2 separate regions of the Mus musculus genome follow, and region 2 is linked to region 1. The links are chromatin loops, found by intact Hi-C in ENCODE. Cell type or tissue: gastrocnemius. All regions are shown on one strand.

Evidence for each region. A loop is a pair of places that touch in the nucleus more often than their neighbours do. Peaks named below come from ENCODE experiments on the same cell type or tissue, not always from the same donor. Only the 100,000 strongest peaks of a DNase experiment are listed, where the experiment ranks them.
Region 2: a loop joins it to region 1, with 2.1 times the contacts of the local background. A loop is called at or near these places in 28 of 42 quality-filtered maps.

Annotation. Positions count from the first base shown.
Region 1 is chr15:27,712,551-27,717,550 of GRCm38, forward strand. No RefSeq gene overlaps it. Among named protein-coding and RNA genes, the nearest start is that of Otulinl, 34 kb to the left of the region's middle. In gastrocnemius, a CTCF peak has its summit at 3,006 (motif pointing left); a DNase peak (open chromatin) is centred at 2,996.
Region 2 is chr15:27,662,779-27,667,778 of GRCm38, forward strand. It overlaps Otulinl (OTU deubiquitinase with linear linkage specificity like), which reads right to left. Exons shown (of 8, transcript NM_001242423.1): 2 at 1,876-2,035; 3 at 1,759-1,790; 4 at 1,566-1,657. Among named protein-coding and RNA genes, the nearest start is that of Otulinl, 16 kb to the right of the region's middle. In gastrocnemius, no CTCF peak of the experiment used is centred here; DNase peaks (open chromatin) are centred at 2,754 and 3,778; H3K4me3 peaks cover 418 bases; H3K27ac peaks cover 608 bases.

The sequences.
Region 1 (5,000 bases):
TCCATAGTCATGGCATTTTCTTCCATTTACTTAGTACCTTTAAGAATCATATCATCAGAACATCAATTCTAAATTTCAGAACAGATCCTGCATCTGATAGATGGATTCAAATAAGAGCTACTTAGCTGCCTGAACTTCAGTTCTTTCAAATTTTGTCATTTGACAGGCATGAAGACTGAACGGATAACCAGCAATGCTATACAGCTGGTCACTCTTGCTCAGAGTTATCAGTTAAAGCCACATTGTTCTGCAGCCAGGAGGGAATCTGTCCAGTTCAGCCATGGAGCAAAGCTAATCGTGGTCACTGCTGGTGAAGTGAGTCAAGATGGGTCATGATGTAAGATAGGCTAAAAGACGGGCAGATGCCACCAAACTTCTCACAGATGGACATGAGTTCTGGGTCTCTAATCTGAGACCGAGCCTATTGTTGAAGCTACTTTCCTTCTAAGCATCTCGCTTATTTTCAAAGCATTATGTTCATTCCTGGATTGGAGAGTGATAGCCATTCAACTTCCATGACAGCCAGCTTTCCTGGAAATGACCAACTGCCAACTAGAATTAACCCCAGCTTCATTTCTCTGACTTCTGCTGGAGAATAGAGGGTCATGGTGGGTATCAAAATATGCATGGGACCCACTTCGAGAAGATGGACTTTTCTATTTAAAAATATGAATCTTCTGGAGGATCCTGCAATACCTCTCCTGGGCATATATCTAGAAGATGTTCCAACTGGTAAGAAGGACACATGCTCCACTATGTTCATAGCAGCCTTATTTATAATATCCAGAAGCTGGAAAGAACCCAGATGTCTCTCAACAGAGGAATGGATACAGAAAGTGTGGTACATTTACACAATGGAGTACTACTCAGCTATTAAAAAGAATGAATTTATGAAATTCCTAGGCAAATGGGTGGACCTGGAGGGCATCATCCTGAGTGAGGTAACCCAATCACAAAAGAACTCACATGATATGTACTCACTGATAATTGGATATTAGCCCAGAAACTTAGAATACCCAAGATACAAGATAAAATTTGCAAAACACATGAAACTCAAGAAGAACGAAGACCAAAGCGTGGACACTTTGCTCCTTCTTAGAATTGGGAACAAAACACCCAAGGAAGTACTTACAGAGACAAAGTTTGGAGCTGAGACGAAAGGATGGACCATCTAGAGACTGCCACACCTGGGGATCCATCCCATAATCAGCCTCCAAACGCTGACACCATTGCATACACCAGCAAGATTTTGCTGAAAGGACCCTGATATAGCTGTCTCTTGTGAGGCTATGCCGGGGCCTGGCAAACACAGAAGTGGATGCTCTCAGTCAATTATTGGATGGAACACAGGGCCCCCAATGGAGGAGCTAGAGAAAGCACCCAAGGAGCTGAGGGGTCTGCAATGCTATAGATGGAACAACAATATGAACTAACCAGTACCCCTGGAGCTCGTGTCTCTAGCTGCATATGTATCAGAAGAGGGCCCAGTCGGCCATCATTGGGAAGAGAGGCCCCTTGGTCTTGCAAACTTTATATGCCTCAGTACAGGGGAACACCAGGGCCAAGAAGTGGGAGTGGGTGGGTAGGGGAGTGGGGGGGGAGGGTATGAGGGACTTTTGGGATAGCATTTGAAATGTAAATGAGGAAAATAATTAAAAATATTAAAATATATGAATCTTTTTTATTGTTAATAAACCATATGGTTATGTTTTCTGCAGTGCCTGGGGTCTATGGAAAGTCATTTTGCAGATGTGAGATTTTTGTTAAAGCAGACTTTTAGAAATGGTGATTTAATTACAGTGGCAAGCAACACACACAATGCAAACAGTTATAAAATTTGATGTTAGCAGTAACCTTATTTAAAATGACCTGTAGGTGGCTAATTTTCATAGGAAAGGTGCTATGCAGGACACTGGGATGGGGGTGGGATCATCAATGCACATGTTCAGTACTGGACCTGACAGGCTACAATACTGACCTGCCAGGTGAGATAAGCGCCTCTGTGCAATAGTGGTAGGACTCTTACAGGGTAAACCAATGGCTTTATACTTGGATTTGAGGCTTAGAAATTCAGTTCATGCCTGGAACTGTATATTTGGCTAAAAGCACATAGCTAGCTGGTGAGGTCATAGACCCTGCAAGGGAACTTACAATTATTGTATTTGCTAAACAGTCATGTTTGCAAACTGCCCTGTACATATATATTTTTTCTTTCAAGACAGAGCTTCACTTTATAGCCCTGTCTGTCTTGGAACTCACTCTGTAGACCAGCCTGCCTCTGCCTCTCAAGTGCTGGGGTTAAAGGCATGCATCACCACTGCCCAGTGTAATTATTTATATTTATACCTGTAGATTAATGCTATCATTTGGCTGGCAGTGGGTAGTAATGCAGTGGCTCACCACTGGCCAAAGCGATAAGAAACAAGGGTTGCTAAGTGTTCATCCCTCAATGGTACATCCATATCCTACCTCTCCCAAGGCTCAGGGAATGTCACAAACAAGAGAAAGGAACAAATGCAAAAGGTGCAAGGTAGGAAGTGTGAGATGCTGTGTGGCTGATGGACTCATGAACTCACAGTAGCTGCAGTTACCTGTACCAGACCTGCTTAAATTCACATCCATCGACATTACAACACGCATCGAGAAGGCTCCACCCTTACCAAGGACCTCTTAGCAATCGATGGCTTCTGGAGAAGAGAGGAGACGCGTTTCCTCAGGGGGTGTGGGCACTGGCAGGTTGTCCCTGCTCAAGAGGCAGTACTAATTGGACTTTGGGTGACTTTTAAAAGAGAGCTAAGGTGGGGGTCAGAGGCTAACTGCCACAAAGCACGTGTAGCTCCTCCCTCGCCACCATGGGGAAGGCAGTGGATCTTGAAATGGCTCTCCAGAGACATCCATTCAGCATGGCTTTGCTAGAGTTGGGCCTACAGAATCTACTACAGAGAGACTGTATGCTGTAGTATCACAGCAGTAGAAAGGAACCTCGTTCTGGGTTTGTGCTGCCCTCTCCAGGAGAAGAAGGAAGAAGCAGGAATGCACTGGGGTTAGAGAGATGGCAGAGAGTGAGGAGGGGTTGAAACAAGCACCTACCTAGTTACAGAATTGGGAGAGAAAGTCACTATTTGGACTCTGGTCCTGGCAGCTGCTTGCCTATAGGACATTTGACAATTCTGGGATCAGAAGTTACTCTCAGAATCAGAGGCTGCATGGCCCAGAACAGACTCCAGGTGAGAACTCCAAACCTGGAGGTTCGTTCTGTAATAGATGTGGCTGTGAATCCCGGGATTCTTGATGGAGTTCACTGTGCTGTTCACTGTCTGTGGCCCAGATTTCCAGTCTTTCTCTACCAACTAACTGCCTTCATACATTAATCTTTTAAAAGTATCTTTGTAGAGGGGTAATGGTGATGCACGCCTTTAATCCTAGCAGTCAGGAGGCAGAGGCAGGCAGATCTCTGAGTTCAAGGCTAGCCTGGTCTACAGAGTGAGTTTCAGGACAGCCAGGGCTACACAGGAGTTTGGCTTTGGATTACAGAATGCCTTTTCCAGGAGCCGTGGCTTCATGCTGCCATTTTTAAAGTATACTTAAAAAAAAAAAAAGGTTCAGGCTAATAGCAAAGTTGAGCGGGGAGTACTGAGTCTTAGTCTGTTCCCTACATGCACGGCCACTCCCACTGTCAGCAGCCTGTTTCAGAGCCTTCCACTTGTCAGAGTCAGTGAGCATACACGGACATGCCCTTCCCACTCATGGTAATGAGCTTCAGGATCTACTGTCAGTGTCATGGTTTTTGGTAAATGTACAATAGAAAATGTGTCTGTAGTCATAGCACCATAGATCATACAGAATAACTTCCTAGCCCTCAAGATCCCGTGATTGGCCCATGTACCCCTCGCTCCCCTGATCCCGGGAAGCCCTGATCTTTTTACTGGGTCTGAAACTTTGCCTTTTGTACTATCATACAGTTCATGGCTATTTGAGATTGGCTTCTTTCAGTTGAAATACGCATTTAAATTTCTTCCATGTCATTTGTGGCTCCATGGTGTGCTTATTCAATATTTTCCTTTCACACTGGGGAATGGTCTAGTTCTGGATATTTCACAAGTTGTCCATTTGTCACCAATTAGTTGTTCATTCAGCTCTACCCAGACTGAAATTGTGGTCAGGGAAGATCTTCAAGAGCTAGTCTTTGGCTCCATGCCCCATGAAAGATGCGTCCCTTCCTCTGTCTCACGTTTACTTACGGAGGACGTCTTGGCTGGTGGAAACTTGGGTGATTATGAATAAAGCTGTTGTTGAGGTTCATTGTGGATTAAAGCTGCTGTCCACATCCAGTGGATGCTTTCTCTGGCAAGGGCTGAGGAGGGAGCTTGCTGGACGCTGGCGAGTGCTTACTTAGCTTTGTAGAAAGCAGTGAGGTCAGACTGGGTTCCACAGAAGCTAAGGCACTTTGCAGTCCCATCTGAATTGAGACTTCCTGTTGCTCCACACCCGTACCACTGCTTGCGACTCTCCATGCTCTGAATGCTGACCATTCAAATAAGCAACTTATTTGTGCACATCTACCTCTTTCTCAGGTGCCCCTTAGGTGGTCTCTCTACCCTCTCTTTGCTGTGCAAGTTCAAATCCAAGGACCATTATCAGTGAGCTCTCTGCCTTCTGGCTAAGTTTGCTGATGAGTGTAGAGCCAGAGGGCTAAGGAGGAAAGGTGCTCTGACTGAGTGACTTAGCTTCCTCACTCCAATGGGTTAGTCTCAGTGGTTCTTCCTGTCTTCAACAGAACTCAGGTTGTATACGGGGCCTTGAACATATAAGGGACTCAGTCCTGACGTCCCCACCCACAGTTCAACAGCCCTTTGTTAGACGTTCAACATGTACAACTTGGGTGGGTAACATACCACCCCCCCACCCACACACACATACAGGATCCTGGCTGACACATTGCACACAGCCCACAACCTTCCCCTAAAAGGATCTGATCAGTCTCTAGGCTTTGATGCTTG
Region 2 (5,000 bases), 50 kb before region 1:
CATGTAAGTACCCACAGAGGCTTGAAAATGATGTTGGATACCCCAAAGCTGGACTTACAGGCAGCTAATTTTAAGCCTCTTGCTGACCTCGGGTCCTATGCATGAATTGCAAATACTGCTGAGTCATGGCTCCAGATAATTTCTGAGTCATGTCTCCAGATCCTTATTTTATTAAGTTTCATTACTATCATCATCACCACCACCACCATCACCATCATCACTAGTGTGTGTGATGTGTGTGTGTGTATATGTGTGATGTGTGTGTGTGATATGTGTGATGTATGTGATGTGTATGATATGTGTGATGTGTGTGTATGTGTGTGTGATATGTGTGTGTGATGTGTGTGTGTGTATGATATGTGTGATGTGTGTATGTGTGTGTGATGTGTGTGTGTGTGTGATATGTGTGATGTGTGTGTGTGTATGATATGTGTGATGTGTGTGTGTGTGATATGTGTGATGTGTGTATGTGTGTGTGTGTGTGTGTGTGTGCAGGCCACACAAGCCAGTCCATATCCGGGAGTCAGAGAATGATTCTCTTGAACTTAGGTCATTAATTAGGCTTGTACAGCGGATGCTTTCTTTACTCTCTGAGCCACTCCAATGGCTGTATGCATGCAATTCTACAGTGACACTGCTGGGTATGGAGTCTACCTCTTGCTGTTTTAGATGAACTTGTCTTGGAAGACCAGGGCAGGTCATTTGGGACTGAGGATGAATACAACTTAAGCACAGCAAAAAAAATCGCAGCCTTTGCAGACCACACCAGAGAGCATTTTGGATCCCCCTTCTTTTTGCCTGACACAGGAGTGGGCAGCACTGTTGGGGATATTTCCCAAGATTGGTCCAATAAATAGAACATTCTAAAACCCCTCAAATATTTATGCCAGGGTGTCTGACGCCTACAGTGAAGGGTCTCTACAGTACATGCAGAAGTTTAACAAGTCAGAGATCTAAATACCCTGCAGTACTCATGTTTTCTCAGTTTACAGGCCTGGCTGACTTCTATCCCCAGCACAACAAAGTCCAGGTTGAGGTCTGTCCTGTCATGCTCACCTCTCAGTTTGATTCAACAGCCTAGAGTCACCTGGGAAGGGAGACCTCACTTGAGGGACTGACCACATTAGCCTGTCTTGTGGCATTGTCTGTGAGATGATAATTATGAAGGATTGATATGGAAGGGCTTAGCCCACTGTGGGCGGCACTGTTCCTAGGCAGGTTAGCTTGGGCCAGATCCTGAGAGCAAAGCCAGTAAGTCATGTTCGTCCACGGTTTCTGCTTCAGCCCCTGACCTGACTTCCCTCAGTGACAGGCTGTGACCTGGAAGTGAAAGCCAATGTAACCCTCTCCTTCCCAGAGTTGCTTTTAGTTGGGCTATTTTTATCACAACGAGAGAAAAGCAAACTAGATCAAGCCCTAACATCCAACAGTTACTCGGCTTCCGGTTTAGCTGCAGCTTTAACTTACAGCCCGGTTGGTACGGGTTAACCTTTGGGTTTGGGAAAGCAGAACTGAATGTAGCCTGCTTCTGACCGGCCCTGCCTGCCTTCCCTAAGCACACATACCTTCCGCATCAGTCTGGCACGCGGGGCTTCTCCCTTCCACTCTCTTGCACAATAACTGAGTAAATCTACTTCTGCCTCCACACTGAGGTTTCCTGGGTAAAATAAAATTAAAAGGCAGTCAGTTTTCCCATCCTCCACCCTCCTGGACCCTTCTCTGCCCTTAAAAGTAAGAAAACATGCACTAAGTATTTACTTTTGAACTTTCTCTGTAGATAGCCGATCCACCTGGAAGACAAAGGAAACAATTAGATGAAAACTTTTCCCTAAGACAAGGGTTGTCTTTGAAAAGGAAGACAACAGGGTGACCCACCATTTCAGCTGATGCCCTAAGTATAAATACAGGCTTCTGAAGTAGCTGAAGGTAGCGGACAGAGGAGAGAGCGTCGTCATCACAAAGGCCCTTGCTATTCTCCAGGCAGCACTAAGGACTTGGCTTGTAACTAGTATCCAGGAGTGAACTTGGTCACTTCCTACAAAACAAACAGACACACATATCATGGTTATACATCTGCCTTAAGGGACATAGGACACATGGGATAATTTTGCCACTGAGTGTCTAGTGTGGCTTTATATACACTTTTGTGTATGCATGTATGTGTATGTGCATGTTCGTATGTTCACAGATGCATGTTTATATGGGATGCAAAGTTGTGTGTGTGTGTGTGAGTGTGTGTGCGTGTGTGTGTGTGTGTCAGAGAACAATCGGTAGCACCATTCCTCAGGTAGCAGAGATGTAACCTCTACCTGGTCTTAAACTTGCTTAGTAAGCTAGACTGGCTGGCCATCAAGCCCTAGAAATCCACTTGTCCTCTTTAATGCTGGGATTACAAACACACCCATCACACCACACTTAGGAGGCAAATGCTAACAACTGAGATATCCCACCCACCAGGCCTACATATATATTTTTTTAGGATATTCAAACATAAATGCAAAAGTGGAATCATATAATTTCCACCACGACCACTGCTGCATACATCCTTCTCTAGAATACTCATGATTTATAATGTACATCAGAAATATGGGCTTCAGAATCCTGAATTAGCATCCCGTTTCCAGGATGGAGCCTGTGAGCATGACAGCTGACTCCCGTGATCTGAGCTTTCTTGACCGTGAACTGAAGGGGACCCAGCAGGGAAGGGGGGGAGAAAGGAGTTTGCAGCGCAAGCGCAGTGCCGACACGGACACGTGCTCATTTCTTGGATCCATGCCAGGTGCCGACCCACCCTTGTCTGCTGACCCTTGACCTATTATTGCTGCTTTGAAGCACGATAGGTCGCAGCACCGCTGTGTCACAGACGAGGAAGTCAATCGGCAGAAGCGTGGATACCACTTTCCACACCCGCTGCTTCAGATGCCCGCCGTGATTCTCAGTCCGACCTGGCAAACACGTAAGGGGCAGGGGAGCTCCCAGGGTGGGTTTGCAGTACTCTGCCTAATAGGAGATTCCCAGTCCCAGCCTGCCTGAGCATGTGACATGCTGAAAGTACAAATGAGGAAGAGGACTTCTGAACGGTGGCCAAATCTCCTGGGGCTTGTTTTGAAATAATTTCTTCCACAGCAGACCACTGAGTAAAATTCCAGTGACCAACTGCAATAAAATTCTCATCGGCGTGGAACCTATGATTTCAGCATGTTTGGTCATCCAAATAGTTCATGTATATTCATATTCCCAATAAAGTAAAAAATATTAACAAATATGGAAAAAATACTACTAGCAAATTTTTAAAGTATAATTCCCTAAACTTATAAGAAGACCTTTAAAATGCTTATGTATCTAGAGCTCTCATTTGGCTGCATTCTACAGTTTCCCAGAAGTTTAGCAAAACTGTTGTTTAAAAACACGAAGCTGGGCCTGGAGAGATAGATGGCTCGGTCGTTACGCATGCACTGCTCTTCCAGAGGACTCTCTGGTCTCTATTGAAATGTGTACATACAAGGCACACACTCACAAATACACATAAACAAAAAAATAATAATAAGATTATGGGGATGGAGAGGTGATTCAGTACTTAAGAACGTTCGCTGCCCTCGGAAAGGACCTGTCCTTGGGTCTCAGTGCTAAGGTATTTTTTAGAAAAATGGAACATTGCCTATGATTTGTATGTACAGACAGATTGACTCTTTTCTCATCCCCCCGCCACCCCGCCCAATATTTGAGATGGAGCCAGTGAGTGTCCCGAGCACGCGCCCTAGTTTTGCTGGCACCCTTTGCAACAAATGCCCAGTTCTTCAGCAGAGCCGGTCCTGTGAGCCTCGCCTCCTGCACATCCGGATGGTTCTGCACTCTTCCTTTACAAACACTGGATTGGCAAGCACTCAGCGCTCATTACCAATGTCCCCTCAGGAGTCCTAAAGACAAGTCCACAGCTTCTCTTTAGGGATAATTCAAGAAAAGAGGAAATTCTGGATCAATGAACTTGTACACCATCAGTTCCGACAGGTGCTGGCTTCCAAAACAGGTCAGCGAGCACCCCTCAAGCGGCTCCGGGAGGACTCAACGCTGGGGAGGACTGCTAGCTTCAAGATGTATTTCTGAACTAATCCAGAGAATGAGATTCTCCAGTGTGCACAGGGCAGTCACGTTTCTTCTCAGTGGCGGGCCTTTTTACAGCATCTGATGTAACTCACAGGCTGGTGCTTCTGTGTTTGTGTCAAGGGCCGGTGGGGACCAGGTCCGGCCCTAAACACCCCTCATCTTTAGATGCCACCTGGTGTGCGTGCTTCATTCATCTAAGGTACCAGCAGCAGCTCTCCTCAGAACGAGGCCTTTCCTGACAGCCTGCTGAAGATAACGGTTCTCTCTGTGTTTGCCCTGTCTTGGTCTCTCTCCCCTATCTCCCCTCCTCCTCCCAAGTCTGTCCCTCTGTCCTGCTCTTTCTCTCCCTTATCCTGTCCCCAGCCTTTTGTCCTTATCCTCAAAATGAACCCACCCAGAAAGCAGGTGTGGGAGCACCTTACCCGGAAACAAACCAGACCACAGGCCTGCACTCCTGGTCTCCCTTGATTCGGCCCACCCACTGTTCAAACTAGCAGGCTTGTTGTGACAGTGCCACACATGCACACATGATACTCTGAGAGTAAATATCTTCTCCTGTCCTTCCTCTCTCCTCCCTTCCCCCACCCCCTCCTATAGCAGTTCACTTTTTCAGATCATCCTTTTTCTTTTTCTGCTTTTTACATATGAGAGAAAATACACAATACTTTTCAGCTTCTGGCTAATTTCACATAGCATGATGCTAGTTTCATCAATTTCCCTGCAAATAACATGGTTCTATTTTTTTATGGCTGACGTGTGTGTATATATGTAAACACACACACACACACACATTTAAAGTCATTTATTGACTGAGAGACAACTAGCTGACTCCACACCTCATATGCCCACATTTTTTTGGTTAAGTCACTTAGGCTAAGAAGGGTAAAGGCTCATAA